Linked DNA regions of Mus musculus: region 2 is linked to region 1. Evidence: chromatin loops called from intact Hi-C (ENCODE). Cell type or tissue: gastrocnemius. All regions are shown on one strand. Links, peaks and the distances in the headings refer to the core of each region. The heading gives the core; the rest is flanking DNA.

The links. Hi-C counts contacts between places; a loop is a spot of excess contacts. Peaks named below come from ENCODE experiments on the same cell type or tissue, not always from the same donor. Only the 100,000 strongest peaks of a DNase experiment are listed, where the experiment ranks them.
Region 2: it touches region 1 in a loop (2.8-fold over the local background); 2 of 42 quality-filtered maps call a loop at or near these places.

Annotation. Positions count from the first base shown.
Region 1 is chr7:142,528,479-142,539,687 of GRCm38, forward strand. Mrpl23 (mitochondrial ribosomal protein L23) reads left to right here and starts at 4,554. Exons shown (of 5, transcript NM_011288.2): 1 at 4,554-4,716; 2 at 6,527-6,649; 3 at 7,592-7,674; 4 at 8,789-8,862. The coding sequence starts at 4,700. In gastrocnemius, for the core only: a CTCF peak has its summit at 4,641; DNase peaks (open chromatin) are centred at 4,037 and 4,686; H3K4me3 peaks cover 2,321 bases; H3K27ac peaks cover 3,153 bases.
Region 2 is chr7:142,312,141-142,323,349 of GRCm38, forward strand. No RefSeq gene overlaps it. Among named protein-coding and RNA genes, the nearest start is that of Krtap5-4, 14 kb to the left of the region's middle. In gastrocnemius, for the core only: a CTCF peak has its summit at 4,575 (motif pointing right); DNase peaks (open chromatin) are centred at 2,940 and 4,609; H3K27ac peaks cover 935 bases.

The sequences.
Region 1 (11,209 bases), core at 2,566-7,565:
AGGCCAATGCATGGCGATCAACTGTGGAACTAATGAACAGTTACTGTAACGTTAGAAAACCAAAGTGACACGTTGTATGAGGAACTCCACAGGGAGAAACACAAACTGATCTTTTTTTGTTGTCTGAGGGAGGATCTTTCGTAGCTCAGGCCAGCCTGCACCAACCATGCAGCCTAGGTTACCCTCAAATGCCTGGTCCTCCTGACTCCATACCTCTGGAGTGTTGGGATTACAAACCACCCACCTGAGCCAGCTGACATGATCATCTCTTTAAGGTTCAGGAATGGCGTTAGCAAACATCCATTCCTGACTTACTTAAGAGGGAGAACAGCAACTCTCAGCAGTGCTGTGGAGAACTCCTTGGGATAGCTGTCCCCAGACCCCTGCCGTGTCCCCTTGCTTTCTCCAAAGGGCAATCTGGCTGGGAGAAGCAGCTGCCTGCCTGGGAAAAAAGTTGCAAGCGGTTTTGTTTATAGATAACACAGGCATCTTATCTGATAAAATCTTCAGAAAATTTTGAAAATAGGGGTCTGGTAAGGTTGCAAGAGACAAGATGGATATACACAGGATCAAATTTATCTCCATGGAATGGTCTGGCATTGACATTTTCAAGATGCCATTTTCCAGTAATATATAAATACACCATAGTTAGTGATAGTTATGACAGGGTGAGATACCAATATCTGGAAAAGCAAAAAACAGGACTGAAGGATATTCTTGGGTAAACGGGGCTGCTGAGGGCTCACGGTGATAAGCAGTCCATTTCTCCCTGAATTTGTAAAAATTAACTGGAGATTGTAAAATTTAAACTGATGGTGAAACCTGCTGAGACTGAGATAAAATTGTTCTTGTCAGGCCCAAACAACTTGAGAGCCGGGAAGCAATAAAGACCTCCTGCCTGACTGGCGGAGATAACTACTTTCTCAGGCACATTCTGAAGGCCCACCAGAGATTCCTACTCCTTCCACACCCCCACCAGCTCTGCACGTATGCACAGATTTCTCCAACAAAGTTTATCTTTAACATTCTTTAAGCCTGTAGCAATGCCTACAATGTACTCTGGACAGAACACAACCCTGCGGGTACCTCCACCAAGGAGCTGGCGCCAAAGCCGCCCCTGGCCCTTCAAGATTGACAGGTGAACTTTGTTCCCCTGGAGCTTACGTAAATGGCTCCCCTTTTCTGCTCTTAAAAAACTTCCCGTTGACCCAATCTTTGAATGCGTGAATACTTTACAGTGGCACCAGGGTTTCCGTACAATGTTCTGCAGATCAAGTCCCCTGTAAAAATCATCACTGGTGATGGTTTTGTGGACGGAATCTCGCAAATGGCCCCAAATAGCCCAAACATCCTTGAACAAGAACAATAAAATCCAAGTGCCCACATTGTGAGAACTGAAACTCTAAACAGGGTGGCACTGGTATAAAACACTGAAATAGACCAAGGGACAAGATGCTCCGGAGATGAGCACCGCAGGACTTCTGGAAAAACAAAAAACCATTTTTATTGCATGTACTTATTTATTTTGTATGGAGAGTATGCACTCCACAGTGCTTATGTGGAGGTCAGAGGCCAACCCTTGGGAGTTGGCTCTCTCCATGTGGGTTCTGGGAATCCAATTCAGGGAGTCAGTTCTCATAGCAAGCGCCTCTACCCACTGAGCTGTCACCAATTTTGACACAAGGTACAAAGGCAACTGAGTGTAAAACAGCCTCTTAGAGAAACTTGGCTAGGACAATTGAACACCTAAATACAAGGAAGAAAGAAAGAAAGAAAGAAAGAAAGAAAGAAAGAAAGAAAGAAAGAAAGCAAGAAAGCAAGAAAGCAAGAAAGCAAGAAAGCAAGAAAGCAAGAAAGAAAGAAAGAAAGAAGGAAAGAAAGAAAGAGAGAGAAAGAACGAACAGAACTCATACCCTATACAGCATGTAAAATCTATGTAAAACAAATAACAGCAATACAGAATATAAGAGGTTTATTAGTCACAACACCAAAAGCATATTCTCTAGAACAAATTGACAAACTGGAATTTATTACTATCATCATCATTATTATTATTAATTTGGTTCTTCAAATAATAACTTCAGGGAGGCTGAGAAGACAAGCTGGGAACCAAGAAAGAGAATTTCTGCATGGCATGAGATTTGTTAGGTCTGATCCAAGATTAGAAAGTAAACTGCCTGTGGTGGCTCATACCTTTAACCCCAGCACTCAGGAGGCAGAAGCAGGCAGATCTCTGAATTCAAGGCCAGCCTGGTCTCCCAAGTGCTGGGATTACAGGTGTACTCCGTAACTCTTGGTTTATCAAGGGGTGGAGATGTGGCTTGCTCAGATGGGCCACATCTGGGCCAGAATGGGACTCCTGTGTTGGTGTTGGGAGGACCAGGTGTATCCTTAGCCTGAAATCCTCCCCTACACCAACCATTTTGCAGTTCCAAAGTTGCCTAACATTCAACCAGAAACTTTCATCCAGAAGGGAACTGAGGGACTCTGGTGGGACAGGCTTGAGGTAGGTAGCTGAAGTGGCAACACTAGTCCCTTTTACAATGTGTCCTAAGATCAGCTGCTCATCACCCACAAGGGACCCTTTCCTTCACCCTTTGTCTTCCAAGCTGTGAGGACCCCAGCTCCCACAGGGCCACTTGGCTTCTCCCTGCTCAGCACCTTCTTTGACTAGGGAGTCTTTTTCTCCCAGAGTTACGTACACCATATGTCACATATAAGGTCACCTCACACTTAAATGCTTTCTTCCCAGGGGGAGTCTCAGAACCACCTAATTTTAGAGCTGGCCAGCAAGATAGCTCAGTTTGGGTAAAGGTGCAAGACTCATGAATCTAAATTCAATCTCCCAGTCCTACATGGTCTACCAAGTCTCTTCCCAAGCAGTGGCCAGCTAGGGAACTAATTTTTTGTTACAACCCTGAGCCCATCTTAAATATGGCTAACAACAGTCTTTACTAAGGAAAGGACAACCTTGTACTTTTCTGGTCCTTGTGTTCCTTTTTTTTTAGCCTTCGGCCTCTTGGAGGAGGTGTGGAATGGTACTGTAGCGGGCTACGGCAGTCCAGTCAGGCCGAGCAATGGGTGACAGAAGAAGTGGGAGAAAACCCCAGAAGTCTGATCTGGAGAGGAAGAGAGATGGGGCTCAGAACTCAGGCTAGGCTAATATCATCTGCTGCTGGGTCATAGCCACATTCATTTTGTAACACTACACAGGAGTGGATATGGGCAGGGATCTGTGCTCACAACTCACCTCTAATCCTTCATCCTAGGGGACCCCAGTGGTCATTTTGATCATTAAATGGGTGACCTAGATGCTTCTCCCAGAGCCACCATGATGGCCTCTTATAATGTGCCTGATATCTCCACCCATGTCTCCTTTCCTGAGCCCCCAAACACAACTATGTTGCCGTGGGGTACAGACAGAAACTTAACAAGGACCGAGGGAGCTGGAAAGCAGCAGAGAGAACCTATGGGGAGAGATGGGCCAGGAAGCAGGAGAGAGCAGCAAGACCACCAAGTCGGGACAAGAGCTATGGGCAGGGATCCCTTAGTTAGGACGAAGCTGGAGGGTCTCTGACCTGCAGGGCTGAGGACTTGTGAACAGCAAGGCCTTGGGAGGCTAGTGGCCTCTTGAAGGAGGTGTGGCCAGGGGCTCCTGGGACAGGGAGTATGCAGTGCTGCTGGGCTGCAAATGTGGCTGGGCAGCCAAGAAAGGGAGGGAAGGAGAAAGGAGGGGGTCCTGGGAGTCTTGCCTGGAAGGGAAAACAACCCAGTCTGGATTGGGAGAGGGGCCGTAGACTTCATACAAGAGATCCAGTCCACCCCACCCTTCCCCATCTCTGCTGCCCAAGGGATTGTTGGCGAGGCTGTGACTTAATTGTTGAGGGGGGCTAGGGTCCTATGTGGGATAGGGCATGGGTGTAGCCTCTGATGTGCTTATGTGGGAAAGGGGACAAAGAGCTGGCAGAGCCTAGAGAAAGACTAGGCTGTGGAACACAGGGTGGGGGCTATGTGGCCAGGCCTTGGTGAGCCTTATGGGGTGGTTTCGTCCAGTCCAGAAAAAGGGGAGTGGGGACAAAGGTACTGCTGGACCACCTACAGCAAGGGAACAGAGTAGATTCACAGAGCAGATTTGGGGGGGGGGGTACAAGGTGTATGACTGTGCTTGGTGGGGCCATGCAATGTTGGGGTGGGGAAACAGGATAGTAGTTGCCCTTTGTAGAATCCACCAGCCAGCAGTGCAGAGATGCGGGACTGCTCATGGCAAAGTGTGGTGCCCTTGTGGGTGGGAAAGCATGTACTGTAGGGTGCTTACAGGTTGAAGAACAGGGAGGTACACTATACACCGAGAGGTATGCAGGATTCTGTGTGGTGCTGGGATGGGGCAAATGGGTACAGAGTGTATGCCGGCTTTTTGCGGGGCCGGGTGAGGGGCGGGGCTGTTCACTGTTTTTATGGCTGAGAGGCGGGGTGCGCTGTGCCGGGGGCGGTGCGCAAGCAGCTTACGGTGCACGGGTGGGGGAGGGGCTTTTCGGGTGCGGGGTTGGGGGTGGGGTGGGGTTTGCGGGACACCGAAAGTGCGGGGCCCTGCGGTGCAGGGAGAGGGTAGCGCGGCCTCCGGAAGCGAGGGGGCGCTGTGCCAGCGCGGGCGCTGTGCGGGGCGGGTGTCGCTCCTTCCTGACCAGGAGGTGCGGCTGCCATGGCGCGGAATGTGTTGTGAGTAAAGTCGTGACCCGCGGAACGGGCTAAGCAGCCCAGGTCGGGTGGGTGCGGGGCCCGGGCCGGAAGCCGGAGGCGCCCGCACGCGGCGGGAAACCCGCCAGGGTCCACGCGGCAGGGCCACCTCGGCTTAGTGTCCTGGCTGTCAATCACAGCCAGCGGCTACAGCCTGCTTTGGCAGACAGCCAGGGCTGAGCCAGGATTGGCCGTTGCCTGCAGGACCCCTGGCCCAAGTCCCCCAAAGTTGCTACATTCACCGGTCTCCACGTGGCCAGCAGTGCTAGCCTCCCACAGTCTGAGCCGGAAACATGTGTTCAGTAAACACGTGACCCACTGGTTGGGTGGCCCTAGGTTGAGCATTAATGCGGTTTTGAGAGTTCTCGTGGAAGCAGAATTGGGGGGACCCTGCAATAAGAAGGGGTGAGGGCTGGTTCCCTGGTGGGCAACCTTGTGATTTCTTTCCGCAGACTGGCTGGGAGACCAGGGACCTCTGAACCAGGCCAGTGTGAGGCAGGGCCAGTCTAGTTCAGCTTTTGGGCTCACCCCCTGGCTTTGCAGGGAGCTGGTTGGACCCATGCGTGAATGAGTGACAGGTGGGTGGGGGCAGAGTGAGACCAGGGATGAGACCTGAGCTTTGAGGAGGACTAGGTTAACAGCCTACCAGTTGGGAACCAGGCTCCCAGCGAGAAGAGAGAGCCAAGAGTTCCATTTGAGATATGCTGTTTGGGGCTGCTCATAAAAAAAAAAATAATAATAGTAGAAAAGAAGTTAAGAGAGCCCTAAAAGGCCAGACCTCTAATTTGACCATTAGGTAGGCTCTTGAGTCATTGAGTTTGGCAAACATTTAGCGATGGGGCCTGCTTCTGAGGCTCCCACCATGCTACCTTGGGAGTCATCTGAAACTCTGGTACCTGCTTCTCAGCCCTGAAACTTCTCTGGTGCCCTCAGCTTGGTGCTTCCAGTGTGGTGCTCCCAAGACTTAGAGGTCTGGCCCACATGCCACACCTCGGTTATCAGTGTGACCCTAGGGTGGTCCTGTGTACCCACCCTCCACCTGGGGACCATGAACTATGAGTCTCTAGTAATCCCAGTCCTTGAGTTTCTCCTGTCCTTCTCCATGTCTGCTCAGGTGGGCATGGAGGCGAGCAGGACCACCAGGCAGAGATCCTGCTTTCTCTACAGGCCTGATAATGGTGGAAACTGGCTATCCCACCAAGTCCTGCTTGTTTAGATAGTTTTAGGTGTCCAGTGAGGTGTTGCTAGCTCGGAGCCATGTTGGAAACACTGTCTTCTCTAGCCCCCAGCCTGTTTTCCTCCCTCTCAAGGAACTTCTGTGGGCCCTGGGGGTGGGGGTGGGGGTGATATTTCCGGGCTGGCCACTCCCCAGAAGCAGGAGTTAGCAGCAGGCCTTTGGAAGAGGTGGTATCTGCAAGCTGAGTACCACCACTGCCCTGTTTATGAGGTCCTTCCTTCCTTGTTCTTACAATTTTACAAGCTGGGACCATTATTCTGCTCCCATACCACAGCTATGAGCCTTAGTTCCTGTTTTTGTTTCTTTCTTTCTCTCTTTTAGCTGTCCTTTTGACCTTTCTATAGGAAGGCTGTAGTGTCAGTAGCCCTGGAACCCAGTAGGGAGGCCAAGGACTAGGCTGGGAAGCTGCTTGTCCCCCCTACTAATGAAACCATATAGTAGGGACAGGTCCTATGTGTAACTGTCCCACCCTGCCTCGATTCTGCTGATGTGAGTGGACACATGAGCCTGCAGTACTGTGTGTATAACCTCAATCCCCTGATTTCTCCTGAGCAGGTACCCCCTTTACCAACTGGGTGGCCCCCAGCTCCGTGTATTTCGAACTAACTTCTTCATTCAGCTGGTGCGGCCTGGTACTGCACAGCCTGAAGATACCGTGCAGTTCCGGATCCCCATGGAGTAAGTGAGGCCCAAAGGAGTTCAGGGGCTGGGGAGTGGCCTCCAGGATGTGGGTCCTGTCCTGTTTTTTAGCTTAGCTCCCCAGGGCCAGGCTTTTCCTGTGGTGGAAAGACCTGGGGCCACTTTGCTTGCTCAGCGGATGGTGGAGGGGCCTGGTGTTTGCAGAGCTTCAGGCAGCCAAAGAGTAAGCATGCTCTTGGCTGGCTTCCTGGCTCGCCCTCCACCTGGGGAAAGCTTAACAGAAAGCCTGAGATTTGTTGAATTCTTGCCTCCATCCTTTTCCCAGGAAAGGAGTCCCCGGAGGCTGGGTTGGAGCATGCTGAGATTTGCAGGGCTTCTAGGATGTGAGCTCTGAGTCCCTTACCTCATTCTTCGCAGTTCCATGTGCCCCCTTTTAAGGAAGGTTCAGTGCAACCCAACTGCTTGTACTGCTCTGAGTCCTAAAATCCACAGGGACCAGCTCAGCAGGGGCAGGGGGCAGGAGCAGATCCCTGGAGGAGCTGGGTTAGGGTCTCTTTGGCTTTCCAGACATACACAGGAGCTTATGGTAGCCAGGGTTGTACTGAAAGCCACCATGGGCTTTGTCCCCCAAGTCCTAGAGAGGCCCCTCTGGCAGCACATGTCTCATAGACCCTAGGGGCGAGTCTTTAGTTACAGATAGGAGCCCAGCCTGGCGACAGGCCTGATATCTTACATTTGATCAGGGTGAGCCCACCTGGCTCCAGGTAATGGTCAAGGATCCAGGTGGAGAGGACCAAGTAAACAACTCTGATGAAATCCCACCCTCATTAACTCTTAGCTCATCCTTTTGTCTGGAGGGGACAACACTGGAGCCAGCCTCACCTGGCCACAGCTGCTCCTTGGACTTTCACCCTTATCCCTGGGTAGGATATCTCTTTATCTAGGCTTAGCTCAAACTTGTTTGCTTTCTGTCTCATCCAGGATGACCAGGGTGGACCTTCGGAATTACCTTGAGCAGATTTACAATGTTCCCGTGGCTGCCGTGCGCACACGGGTGCAGCATGGTGGGTACCTGTGTTGGTGGCTTGCCACCAGGACATAGCCCCTTGTCTACTTCTTGTTGTCTTCAGACTCCAGAGGGGAAGCAAAGGCCTTGAGGGGCTTGGGTGCCTTGTCTTGCCAGAGGGTGCCCAGCCTCTTTCTATGTAGCTCATTGAAGGTCCCCAACACTTCTAGCTGTGACCCTGAAATGTCCTCTGTTCCTTAGAACCACTTCCTTAGCCTGGGCTGGTCTCTAGTAGGCCTCCACAGTCTCCTCCTGTAGTAGATCCTAAAGTAGCCCATCAGTGGCAGATTGATTAGTGCCCAAGGCTGGCTAGTAGTGCTACCCTCTTAGAAATGCCCTTCCTACCGGGCGTGGTAGAGCACACCTTTAATCCCAGCACTTGGGAGGCAGAGGCAGGCGAATTTCTGAGTTCGAGTCCAGCCTGGTCTACAGAGTGAGTTCCAGGACATCCAGGGCTACACAGAGAAACCCTGTCTCGAAAAACAAAAACAAACAAAAAAACAAACAAACAAAACAACAACAACAAAAAGAAATGCCCTTCCTAGAGAATCTCCATTTCACCAGAGAGCAAAGAAATTCCTTTTGTAGCCAGTCGTGGTGGAGCACGTCTTTAATCCCAGCACTCGGGAGGCAGAGGCAGGCAGATTTCTGAGTTCGAGGCCAGCCTGGTCTACAAAGTGAGTTCCAGGACAGCCAGGGCTATACAGAGAAACCCTGTCTCGAAAAACCAAAAAAAAAAAAAAAAAAATTCCTTTTGTTCTTTTAAACTCTTCTGTTGTCATTTCTATTCTCAAAAACATTATTTATTTATTTTTTTGTCATTGACCAGGCTGGCCTTTAACTCAGAGATCTGCCTGCCTCTGCCACCTGAGTGCTGGGATTAAAGGTGTGAGCCACCACCAGCCAGCTCAAAGACTATTTTTACTTAAACAGAGAAACTGGGATGTTTGTCTGAGACCCCCCCTCTGGTGTTCAGCCTGCCTTTTGAAACCCCCCTCCCCACTCCACCTCCAGATGATATCCTGTGCCTTACTAGAAAATGGTTTCTAGATTGTGGGGCTCATCAAGGGGCCAGAAGTTAAGGCAGGGTCTGGTCTGCTGTCCCCTCACAGGCTCCAACAGGAGGAGGGATCACAAGAATGTGAGGATCAAGAAACCAGACTACAAAGTGGCCTACGTGCAGCTGGTGAGTGAGACCGGCTGACCTGCCGCCTCTGTTTCTGCTCACTGTCTCATCTGTGTCCTGGGGCTGTTTGTGCAATTCCCTCTACCTTAGCAGAGCCCAGACCTGGAGATCGGGGCAGGAGGAGCCCAGGTCCTAGTGCACCTCCGCAGATCATCTCTGTAGTCCTCAGTAAATCCATTCCTTATTTTGTGCTACAAGCCCATGCCTTAGTTACATGTGTTTGGAGGAAACAGAAATCAGAGGGTGAATGTGAAAAGCCACCGCTCTGTGAGGATACCTTGCCTGGTGCAGAGTTTATGTTCCCCTAGAAGCCCAGTGCTGTGAAAAGGTTGAGACATCTGGGGTATACGGACCCTACACATTCTTCTGTTAGTCAGCCATGACAGTGATTCTGTGAGTGTGGGTACCAAAGCCCCTTCACCTCATCCTTGCCTGGGGTCCTGGGAGCAGACTCCTAGTCTGGGCCTTTACTCACAAGACCAGACTTGCCTGGAAAGAGCCACATTTTCAAGCTTGCTCTCTTTTAGAGCCTCTGTCCTCGACCCACTGCCTTTGAGACCAAATCTTAACCTACAAGTACCCTTTGGTCTCAGTCTCTGGACAGAATCCCTTTTGACCTCCGGGAATCTCTCAAGGAAGACTCTACTCGGCAGGGTCCATTAACTGGCCCCCCACTGTTTGAACCCCACAGGGGGGCTTCCTCCAATTTCTCCAGTTTCAGTGTAAACAGCTCTCCAGGGAGCCCCAGCCTCCACAGCAGGCCGCTAGATGGCAGTCTCGTGCTATTGAGAATGGGCCCCTCCCACCCTCCCGTGCTGCATGGCTGTTTGTTCAAAGACCCTGTAAGGGAGGGAGGCAGCTTTGCTGGAAAAAGAGCTACAGTTGTTCTAAACAGGGCCTAATATTTGCTGTACATAAAATCAGCCCATGCAGGTGGGAAAGGAAGGCCTGGGCCCTCTGAAGGCTTGTGTGTGTGTTTGTGAGCTAGGTGTTGAATCCACCCATCTGTCTCTGTCACGGCCTGGGGGGCCACATCCATATGCTGGCATTTGCCACAAGTCACTTCAGAGACAGCTATGGTTACAAGTGGCTTTTGAGACATCTGAGCCCCTACATTCCCCTCCTCTTCCCCACCACACTCATGAAAGCTGGACTCAGTAGTTCTTACATCTGGCAGCTGCAGCTGCCACCAGCCATGTCCACCTTCCTCTGTGAAATTGTGATAAATGGAGGGGCCTGTTGTGCCCCCACTAGGCGAGACTTCTCAACCAGAGTTAAAATTTGTAACACACCCCCTTCCCGGCTCCAGCCTAGAAATGGTTCGTGTTTGGGACTTCTGGTTGTATCTGCAAAGGCTGTCTTTGTCTTCTTAGTCTTTGTCTTTGTCTTAGTCTTTGTCTTCTTAGTGTGTCTTTTACGGGTGGGGGGGCTTCTGGCTTCTGGTAACGGCACTGTGAGGCTCAGGAAGGGGCAACTAGGGGAGGGGGGAGAGAAAGCTCATCGTGAGTGTGGCAGGGGAAAGGCAGGTCCCACGTGGTGGGCGACCACATTTTTCTTCTGAGAACCTGATAAACATCTTTTTGGTCTGGTGGGGAGGGAGCCTTAGCAAGCTCTCAGTCCCCACACAACAAAAAGAGCATTGACCATGTTTACACAGAACAGTGTTTGACTGAGTGCTGCACACAGGCCATGAGCTCTAGGCTCCAGAGTAAATGCTGCGGGCAGGCACAGTCCAGCCCAACAATGGCCCGTAGGGGCCCTAGGATTACTGGAGTCAGGACTGGCTTCTCCACTTTTTCCCCTGGCCTTTTTTTCCTTTCCTGCCTTGGGCCCCTCAAAACCGGCTCTCCCTCCTTAGAGGGTGGGTGGCTACATTTTTTTCTAAAGTATGAAGCAATTATCTCTTAGAGATAGTCTTCATACTGGTACCCATAGATGGTGATGCGGGTCCCTCACATCTGCTCTTTCAAAATCCCCCGCTAGCCCCTTGCATAGGCTGTCTTTATCTCTGGACCTTAAGCTGTTTAGGACTTCATCTGCCATCAAAGCCAGCAGTCAATTCTGGATGGGCAGCCAGCTCTGCTTATAGGCTGCTGCCTCCCCCATTTTACTTTTGTAACATGGTCTCCAGTAGCACTGGCTGTCTTTGAACTCCTTGTGTAGCCAAGGATGACTTTCAGTTTTTGATCCTTGTGCCTCCTCCTCCCTTCTCTATGCTAGGATTACAGGCATGAACAACACCAAAGTCTTATGTGGTACTGGAGATCAAACACAGGGCCTTGTGGGTGCTAGGCAAGAACTCTACCAACTAAGCCCAGCCCCAGAGTGTCCACCTCTGACAGAACTT
Region 2 (11,209 bases), core at 2,341-7,340, 220 kb before region 1:
TCAGGCTGTCTCTCTCTCTTTTCCTTTTAGGTCTCCTCCTCTTCTCCCTCTTCTTCCTCCCCCTTAACAGGCAGTAGCAGCTTCCTGTTGGGGCCTTTGCAAAAGGGTCTTGAAGAGGGAACATAGAGCTGGGGGGTGGCGGTGGAAGGTTGGTGGGAGCCCTGTTTTGCTCTGAACCCCTGACACACGGTGGTTCATGCATGGGTGGGCTTTAAGTGGTACAAGGCACAAGTGATTATGATTCAACCAGAAAATGAAAAGGGAGGAAAGCTGGGCAGCATCCTGCTGTTCCCACGCAAGACCAGAACTGTCCCTTGGCAGTTTGAGACAGACTATCCCTTGGCAGTGGTTTACAAGACACCCAGAGGTGTGTGTCTTGAGCATGTCAGAAACAGAGATGGCCACATATGTCCTTCCACAGTGTTGCCATGTGTCAATACCATGAGTGTACAAGGTACATTGGTTTCATTGGCTGTAATTTGTCAAACGGTCATGACTTCCTTTGATACCTTGCTGTTGGCAAAGTTATTCCTACCCTACCTACTAAGACATAGCAAGACTCGTCTCAAAAATAATATTTCAACCCAAACAAAAACAAAACAAAAAACAAACCCCAAGAGGACCGACTGGTTTCTGCACAAATATTGCAACATTTACACAAAGGACCAAAGCATACACACATATGCACAAATTTGCTGTTCAATACCAATATCAACTCTCAGATTCTTTACACAGTAATCAATTGCTTTACATATTCATGCTGCTACAAACTGGCAATAAAGAGCTAAAGAGGCCACCACAGAATTCAAGGAGTTCAGAGGGGCCTAACTGAAGGCAGACTCAGAGAGTTGATGGGGAGGGGAGGGGAGGACATGGAGGGGGTAAGGTAAGGAACGCTGTTGGGGAGGACATAACAAGCCTCAGAGTTGAGTGAAGCTGCAGACATTAGGTGCAGAACTGGATCTAGATGGATAAATGGATGGGTGAGTGGACGGGTGTGTGTGTGTGTGTGTGTGTGTGTGTGTGTGTGTGTGTGTGAATAAGTGTGTGTGTGGGTAGATGGGTGAGTGAATGAGTGTGTGGGTACATGAGTGGATGGATGGGTGTGTGAGTGGATGGGTGGGTACAAGGGTGAGTGTGTGGATGGGTGAATGAATGGATATGTGTGTATGTGTATTTGTGTGTGTGTGTGTGTGTGTGTGTGTGTGTGTGTGTGTGTGTGTGTTGTGTGTGTGTGTGTGTGTGTGTGTGTGTGTGTGTGTGTTGTGTATAGGATAATGGATGGGTGAATGGATGGGTGGATGGGTGGGCGAATGGATGGGTGGGTATGTGGATGGGTGGGTTGATGGGTGAGTGTGTGGATGGGTATGGGTATGGGTAAATGGGTATGTGGTTGGATGGGTGGGTAAATGAATGGATGGGTAGGTAGGTGACTGGATGGGTAGGTGGGTGGGTGGGTGGGTAGGTGACTGGATGGGTGGGTGGGTTGATGAGTGGATGAACACATGGCTGGCTATTTAAGTAGGCTGGGTCGGCAGTGGGGTAACTGAAACTCCTGGGACAGTGGAACGTTCTCTTTTCCTTCCTTGCTGCTGAGTGCTGAGATTACAGGTTGGTGAGGCTGTTGCCATCCCAGTGTTAGGTGTCCTCTTTTTTATGGAGTCCAGATGAGACTATTGTACCCTGTCATTAACCTGGTGTGTTCAATAAGTCCTTGGCCCAGCTTTCCTAATGGGATTTTTACTATGCCCCTGTGCTCACATGGTCCCAGACTGCTTTGCTAAGTTTGCAGTGTGGCATCTTTGTACTTTAGAAATAGGTTGCCGGTCTGGGCCGGCGCCCTGAGCAGACCTTGGGCGCAAAATCTATAGCCAGCCCCACAACACCCAGAGGCAGCTCCACTCCCAGGTGCTCTAACACACCCAGGATCAGAGGATCACAGGATTCCAGGAGCTTGGTCACACCAGGATCTCAAGGTCTCAAAGGCAGCTTGACTCCCAGAAGCTCAGACACACCCAGGATCTCATGATCCTAGGATCCCAGAATCACGGGATCACAGAGACAGCTTGACTTAGAGGAGTTCTGACACAACCAGGATCACAGGAAGGACAGGCTCCAGTCAGACATACCCAGGGCAGGTAGCACTAGAGATAACCAGAGGGTGGGAGGCAATCATAAGAACATAAACAACAGAAACCAAGGCTACTTGGCATCATTAGAACCTAATTCTCCCACCATAACAAGTCTTGGATACCCCCAACAAACCAGAAAAGCAAGATTCAGATCTAAAATCACTTCTCATGATGATGATGATAGAGGACATTAAGAAGGACATAAATAGCTCCCTTAAAGAAATACAGGAGAATTCAGATAAACAGCTAGAAGCCCTTAAAGAGGAAACACAAAAAATCCCTTTAAAGAGTTACAAAAATAGGTTGCCAGTTTGTGCTTCGAGGCTGGTGCTGGACAGGTTGTGGTGTCTACTTACAGAGTGGAGTGCAGAGTCATCCTGACTCTACATTTGCACTCAAAATGGAGCCAAATGCCACTTTGTGAAATGGAGTTGCCCAGGGCAGGACAGCCTGAAAGCCACTGTTTACATAATATAGAGCGTCTTAGAGCAGGGTACAGCCTGATCTCAACTCCATCTCCTGGAGATTCCATCGCCCTTGGCAATCAGGACAGATCTGCCCATAAAGTCCTGGTTCAAATAGTGCTGGGACTTCAGCATGAGACCCTGCGGGGTTTGGGAGAGCGCTGGCATCCTCATTTGGGGGCTTAAACTGCAGCTTTGCAGCTGGTCACCTTTCAGCTGGAGACCTCAATCCCCCTGGGAAGACACTTGAATTTTCAAGTAGCAAACATCGCAGAGAATAGCTCCCAGCATGCACTAGAGAATGCAGCCCCTGCTTTAGCTTGCAGCTGGGTCTCTAGGCTGCAGGAGAAGGCCTGGATGCCCATTTGGCTTGAGTCCCATTATTTGGGGGGATGAATGGCACTTGGCAGGTGTGAAACTGAGAGGAGTCAGGGGAGGGTAATGGGGCCAACTATAGTCAAAGTGGCTAATAAATTAGAATTAAAATGTCACAGGAACCCCATTGCTTTGTACAACAGATGTATACCAATAAAAACAAAACAAACCATGAGCCACGGAGATGACTCAGTGAAGTGCTTGCTATCTAAGCAAGAAGACCTGAGTTCAACCCCCCAACGCCCATAGAAAAGCTGAGCATAGTGACAGTGGCATGTGTCTGTCAGAGCATTGAGGAAGCAAAGCAGATTGCTGAGGCTGACTAGCCAGACTAGCCTAGTTAGTGATCCCTACTTCCCATGAGCCTTCTTGTCACAAAACACAGGTTGTATGGCACCTGATGGATGATACCCAAGGTTGATCTCTGCCTTCCTTGTGTGTGTGTGAGAGAGAGAGAGAGACAGAGAGACAGAGACAGAGACAGAGAGAGACTGTGTCCATGTGTCTGTGTGTCTGTATGTGCATGTGAGCATAAAAATACAAAGAGAAATGGTGCTGCACTTGGCTTTTGACTGTCCCAAGTATGTCCAGGCCTGTGTGACCATCTACACCAGAAACCCACAGCATCACCAGGAAAGATGGGCTGCTGAGCTGCAGGAGTCTTTGAAAGCTCTTCTGGCCTCAGGGTCCGACTCTGGATGTAGAGAATAAGAAGACAAGACTTAGGAGCCATCTTCATCAGGACCTTAGCACAGCATTGTCCAGTGCTGATAAACCACTGGCTGATTTACAAGCTATCTGCCTGTAAGAGAAACAGGCTTCCACCGAAGATGGTTTCTGATTTCTGTCTCCATTGTCTACTGAGCAGGTGCCCGACACAGGCCATTTTTCTTGTGCGTTTCTGAGTTCAAATGTCTTATGTGCATGCAGAACCAATATGAGCGTGTATGTTTTCAAGACAGAGGCTCATGGAGACCATGCTGGCCTCACACTCACTATGTAGTTGAGAATGGTCTAGAACTCCTGGTCCTCCTGCCTCCACTCCCAGAGTGCTGGGACTGGAGGAGTGCATTGTCACACCTGTTTTTGCAGTGCTGGGGATAGAACTCAGGACTTCAGGAATGCTAGGCAGACACTCTACCAACTGAGTCACATCCCCAAATCTGTGACCAGCTTTATGGTGGACTGAACTTCAAGGCCTTATTTTTTTTAAGTTAGATTTATTTATTTTATGTGTGTGACTGTTTTGCTTGCATGTGTGTATGTGCACCCTGAGCATGGCTGGTGCCCAGGGTCTTCTCCCCCTGGAACTGAGGTTGCAGATGGTTGTGAACTAACTGCCTTGTAGGTGCTGGGAATTGAAGGTAGGTGCCCCTTATGTCCTCACAAGAGGGGCAGCAGCAGCTCTTAACCACTGAGCTGTCTCTCCAGCCTCAACATCAACACCTGATTGCAGCATTCAGCATGGGTGCCTATATTTGTCTCAGTGATGGAAACAAGGCCGAACAAAATGCCTTTTGCAAGAGCTTTGGGCTCCAAAAGGACCCAAAGTTTCAGGTTTGGAAACTTAAGACAGGTTGTCTGTAGTTGCATGAGATTACCACCAGGTGGCACTGTTGAATGAGAAAACGAACAAGTCATGGCTAGGATGGATAGAGCCCCTCACCCAAGCAGAGCGGTCACCACTCTGAACTGAGTCTCCATGTGAGGGACTCTGACTTGGACCTGCGTTGAGAGGCTCCATTGACAGAACAGTGGGTGACACCAGAATAGTGACAGACACCAGCACGCTGTTCTGGTGGCTCAGTTCTCTCTGAGACGTGAAGACAGTCTGTGGGCCTGTGACCAGTTCTTTCGTTTGTGAGCAGAACATGGCTGCCCATCTCAGGACTCCAACCCTACCACCACACCTTCGAGCTGAAGCAGTGTAGTCTGTGGCAGAAGGGGATGGGGTCCCTGTGTCCCAAAACAGACCTCTTCCATCTATTCAGTACAGCACACTTCTGCCTGGAGGTCCTAAACCTGGCCTCACTGAATGCCCATTGGATGACCCGGGCATCTGCAGGCTGAGCTTGATTGATGTGCAGCATACACACTTCAGATAAAACATGAAGGGGTCCTTTGAACCTTGGGGTGGGCCTGGCTCCCCACAGTCAGATATTGATGGCTGTGCTTAACTCCTGACTTTGTTTTTGCTCCAGGCTTGGAAGTCATATGACAGATGTTCCGGGGCCCTGCAGGGTTAGGGCTGGGGTTCACAGCCTTTGCTACATGCTAAAAAGCAGCTCTGGGCCTGAGGCCTTTTCTATGACGTACGAGCAAGCTTTCCTGTTGAATGTGGGAAGTCTGTGGCCTACCTTATCGCAGGTGTCTGCTCACCCTGGATGACATCATTCCTGCTCTATGCCAGGGGTCAGCAGCCTGGGGACACACACTACGGCCCAGTTAGGCTTCAGTCTGAAAGGGAAGGAGGAACTCACTCCTCTTTCTTCACAGAACATTGGGGGCTAGCATGCTTCTTACTCAATGTGAGTGCACTCAGACCGGGACAGAGGATGTGGGTAGGAGCTCCAGTAAGCAGAAGGTGTCTCCTGTCATTGGGGCTCCCCAAGGCCAGGCCTACCTGGCCTTCACGACAAGAGGCAGGGAAGACCTGGCACTTAGCCTCTGTTGTTGGAGGAAGATCACTCAGGCTAGGGAGGCCCCTCAGAGAAACAGCAGGGAAAGATAACTTCTGCGTAAGCTAATAAGATACAAGGATTCAATATCTGTGCCCAAGACAGATGTCCCAGATAAAGTGCAGCAGCTGCCTGTAAAAGGACTGGTCCTCAAAGGCAGGAGGAACATGCTTGAATATGAAAACTCAGAACTTTCTCGAAGGTTTCCTGAGTCCCTCCCATTCAGACACAAAGCTCAAACTATTGCCACTGTTGGGGACAGCCAGCTCTGTTGTAGGTCTAGCCCACACATTGGGTGAGGGCCATATGAGCCACATGCACACACATCTCCTGCCTGTAGGGGTTGGGGTGGGGCAGGAAGAGAGCATGGCCGTGTCAGATTTGATTTGGTGATCACTGCAGTGCTGATGGCTCTCTGACAGGTTCCCAGGGGTGCCGAGTTTTTGGTGATAAAAGGGGGCTCTCTTAGACTAAGCCAAGTGGCTGCTTACCGCCCTTGACTGATGGCATGCGCCCCATGCCAGCTACTCTGGACTGCTGGCAACCCCGCTGCACTGGTCCTTCCACAGCATAGCACACTCATTAGTGGGTGCCAGCCACGGGCACCCTTTCCTGGTGAGCCTCCTGGGCATAGGATTTACTCATATTTCTGCTAGGCTCTTTACCGTCATCTTTTAAACTTGGAATATGGATAGCTTTTGGATTGGGCATCACATTTTGGGTCTCAGTCCTAATGATCACTTGTCAGCACAGAGATAGTCACAAATAGGATGTGTACAGAGGCACCTCATCTTGGAAAGAACAGTATACCGTCAAGCAACATCCAGCAACGTAGACTCAGGAAGAAAAGTGTGGTACTAGCTACATACATTGACCTTAATGTGTCTGCACTATGTGGGTGACAATGAGCACACTGGTCTGTAGCGAGGACTCATGGGTTAAGAACATTTGCTGGGCTTGCAGAGCCCCTGCACCCACATGGTGGCTCACAACTACTTGTAACTTCATTTTCAAGGCATTCAATGTCCTCTTCTGTCTCTTTGGGCACTGGGACACTGATTGGCCGGTGCATGGATATAGGTAGGAGGAATTCAGAGGGACATTTTACTGTGAGCTTGTGAGTGTGTGTGTGTGTGTGTGTGTGTGTGTGTGTGTGTGTGTGTGTGTGTAGTGTGTAGTGTGCATATATGGCAGTAAAAGAACAGCCCCAGGTGTCAATCCTCTGACACCGTCAACCTTTGTTTGAGACGGAGTCTCTCATGGTCAGGAACTTCATCAGGTAAGCTAGACTTGCTGGCCAGTGATCTGTGAGGGAGGCGACCCGCACCTCGCCTCTGTCTCTCGTCTCATCCACACCAGAATTACAAATGTGTGCTGTCACACCTGGCTCGTCGAACAGATTCCAAATTCAGTTCCCTGTGTTTTGCTCTTGCAAGACAAGCACTTTGCCAACCGAGCCATCTTCCCAGCTCTTGCTGTGAGCTTATTAACTGGCGTATTAGTGCGTGGGCAGTGTGATCAGCTATGCATCCCATAATTAGAGCCATGCGTCAAGCAGAGGGAATAATAGTACCAAGCTGCAGAGTGATGCACCGCATGGTCCCGTAATCTAAAGACAATTCAGAGAGAAGTTAGGAGCCAAGCTTATAGCCTAATCTTTATTTTTGGTTTAAGACATTGATTGTCATGGCAGAAAGTGGATGAGTAAAACCGTACCGTGCCTAATAATTTTTTAAGAGAAAAAAAAATGCCTTGGTAAAGATGAGAACATAGGCTAACAGGAGAAGAAAGAAAGAGAAGCAGAAAGCAGAGAGAGCAGAGGGTTGGGGTCTAGTGTCTGATGAGCCAGGCCCCAGCCAGAGACAAAAGCAAGCTGCATGCAAGGTGGGGCCCAGTGCCTCTGGCAGGAGAAGGTTTTCCATCCCTGGGAGATGGTGTTTACATGTGGGGTAGCAGCCTTGACAGTGCGAATACACAGAGCCTTGACAACAGCACAGCCGAGGATGGGGTTGGCAGAAATCAATTAAACACAAAAGGCTTGCTGCCTTGGGCCATAAACCTCTAAACTGATTTAGCCAGCATATTTCATAATCAAACCTGTGAGCACATAAAGTGCGTCTTCCACGTCCCGTGGGAAGTCCGCTATGCATGAGAGTCCCCTCAGTGCCAGGCTGGTCAAGGCCTTGGGCTGTGCCCTGAGCTCAAGGGTGGCTAGGGCCCCAAGCTGGCAATGGGCAGTGGATGGTGGGGCTGAGAGGCCCTGTCATGTTCTGCTGCAGGGTTGTCAGAGGGAGGGAGGGAAGGAAACAACCACACATTACAGGAAGAGCTCTCTGGGATGGCTCCAGAGGATGGTGGCCGAGGCTAGAGCTGAGACCGTGCAGACTAAGGTGAGGCCAAGGTGGCGTCAGAACCATAACGCAGCAAGAAAGATAGAGCCGCAGATATCTGACTCGGTTCCAGCTCCTGTGACATCAGATTCCACAGCCCGGATATGGGACACTGAGACAGTGGGCACAGAGGACATCACAGGAAACAGCGGTACCGTCACTTAGCATGTGTCACAGCTCACAGCAGCCTGGCAGTAGCAAAGTGTCTCTCCCTACCCAGGAGACGAGAAAGGCACAGGCGGCCACACAAGGGTCCACGCTATTTCCTCACAGAATTTGCTCAGCAGTCGAGGACAGGGAGGCTGAGGGAACTGGTCCCAGGCAGGGACATGCAGAGCTGGCTGGGGACAACAGTCTTTATTCACTGCACTGAATGATACTGTGCGCACCGAGGACACACACTAACAGGTCGAGAAGACCCTGGGCCTACGGTGCCCCGAGAATCCCAGCTGGACTGAACTGAAAGCCTCATAGTGTCTCTGGCAAGGTTTGGTTCCCAGTGACAGAGAGGACTTCTACCTGGCTGTGTTGTGTTGTCCTCTCTGTGAAACTCACAGTTCCCACCTCAAAGCCACTCTCTGCTCTGAAACCTCTGTCTAGGGTGCAGACCGTGTTCTGAGCCAGGAGCTGCTGTCCCCTCTATTCCTGGCTTGGTTTACCAAGCCTCTGGATGTGAGTGGGATGCCAGGACTCTGGGGAGGGAGGGAACCGTGAGTTTCTTGGGGTTACCTCCTGTTGGGACCATGACCTTACCCTGTTATCATCAGAAGTGTTTACTGTCCTGCTGTGAGTGTCACTGCCTTCCTTACACAGGGGACAGCCCTCTTGTGCTGAGCAAGTGCCTGTCTCTTTGTGGTTAAGAGAACAAATAAGAGTGTTTAAGATGACAAGCTAAGCGACAGCTAGCAAATTCCAGCAGTGACAAATGTGTCCCAGGAGGACAGAGTCAGCCTCACTGACACCCAAAACTCTCAGAACTTATTAAGGAGCTAAGCACTCTAGCCAGTAAATCACGGGCAAACTGAAGCTGTGGCCACAAGTATGAACTGCATCAAACCACAGTGAGTAGGGGAGCAGGGGAAGAAGTGGGGGGGGGGGGACTGAGAATAATGGGAAGGAAAGAAGGAAGAAGGAAGGAGGGGAGGGGGAAGTGAGGAAAGAGAAGGTTGTAGCAAGCAGCTGGCATTGGAGAGCTGGCCTAGGCCTTCATCCCTTTGGTGTACTAGTCCACTGCTGCAGTCAGCCACTGCATGGCTGCAGAGTGAACCGACTCCTGCTGTCAGCCGTTGCCTGGGTGCAGAGTGAACCGACTCCTGCTGTCAGCCGTTGCCTGGGTGCAGAATGCTCACTGACATTGTCTGGAAGGTTGGATGTTCTGGAAATCCATCCCCAGAGTCTTCAGAATAGCAATCTCCCTCTCAGTGAGAGCAGTGGTCACAATGTATGGTTGGACTCTCAGGATGCCTCTGACCCTCCCAAAGGGGCCCAGGGAGACCTGCAAAATGTCACAGAAAAATGAAAGGCAAGGAGAGGGAGAGACAGCTGCGGCCTCCTGTAAACAGCCTGATTTCCCAATGCGAACCAGATTGTGGCCTGGGACCTCAGGTAAACATGTGCGTCAGCAGCCCCAGCCCCCCACCGCCCAGGAGGCCCAGGGTCTGCAAGGCCCAACTCTGGGATGCATCACCGTCACCGCCCAGACGGTTCCTAATTAGGCAAAATTAGGCCTCGCATTCCTCCAAAATCCCCAAGATCTCTGCAATTTCAGGTCTTTCCCAAAGGAAAACACTGGGTAATTAAACAGCGTGAGCAAGAATGGTATAGAATGTTCTCTGGCTGAGGAAGCAGCTCTGCTTTCCCACCCACCTTGGCTGGACAGAGGATCTGCTGCTGGGAAGTGGATTAACCATGGCCTTGTTCTCAGGGCCTGGGTGGCCATGGGCCTGGGGGAAGGGGGCAGCCAGCCCTGGGCCTGGATCTCTGCTGGTGGGGGGATGGGGGGTGGGGCTGGGGCTGTTAGGCTCCTGTGGCCTGTGCCTTACCTGTGAGCAGTACCAACAACAGTGTCTTTAACAGCTCACAGCAGGGTTAAGTGTGACCTATGAGGCCGGTGGAAGGGCCCATTCAGTCCTTCCATTTTTCGTGTCCCCCAGGAAGCTACCAGTACAGGGTGAGATCCTGCCCCATTGCCTTCACAAGCCTTGGGTCCTCTTTGTTCCCATTGCTTGCTTTCCATGTTTAGTCTTTTTGCATTTTTTTTCTATCTTTCAAATTATATTCTTTCTGTTTTTGAAGATTAAATGTTAGAATGGCTCCAGAAGGGGCTATCGGTTTCCTTCCATGATCTCTTCCCTGTTTTTAATCTTTGAGACAAAGTCTTACTACATAGGCCTGGATGGCCCAGAACTCACTATGTAGAGCAGGCTGGCCTTGAACTCAAAGCAATCCTCCTGCCTCTGCTTCCTTATTATGAGTGTGCACAACCATGCCTGGTCCTTCTTCCACAAGAATTTTATAACCATCCGACTTAATCTGTTTTAACTTTTCTACAGTGCCTGCAAAGCTAAGCAGACACATATTCTTTCCTTGTCGCTTTCTGCTTACCCACAAGGCGCAGCTGCCTGTGAGGCCTTTGCCACTGGCTGTGGTTTCTGCTTTTGTCTATATTATTTTGCAGGTTGAACCCAGGGCTTCATGCACAGGTGTCACTTGGCTGCCAAGTGACACTCTTAAGTCTCAGTCCTTAAAAAAACATCGCTGTTATGTTATTTCGAGGCCTTGCTGTGTAGCCTAGGCTGCCTCAAATTCACAGTCCTCTTGCTTTCGTCTCCTGAGCACTGACATTCCAGTCCCAGCTCCAGATGTTTTGTGTACGTGTCTGCACAGATACACAGGCATATGTGTGTGTGTGTGTGTGTGTGTGTGTGTGTGTGTGTGTGTGTGTGGTGTCATAGGTCAACATCAGATCTCCTTCTCAAAGCTCTTCATTTTGTCTTGAAGGAAAGTCTCTTGCTGAAAGTGAAGTTCAGTAAGATAGCCAGGGTGGCCATTGAGCCCCAGAGCACCCTCCTGCCTCTGTTTCCTGAGTGTGTGCTGAGATTACAGGCATGTGCAGTCATACCTAGTCTACTTACCTAGGTGTTGGGGATCCAGCTCGGATCCTCACACCT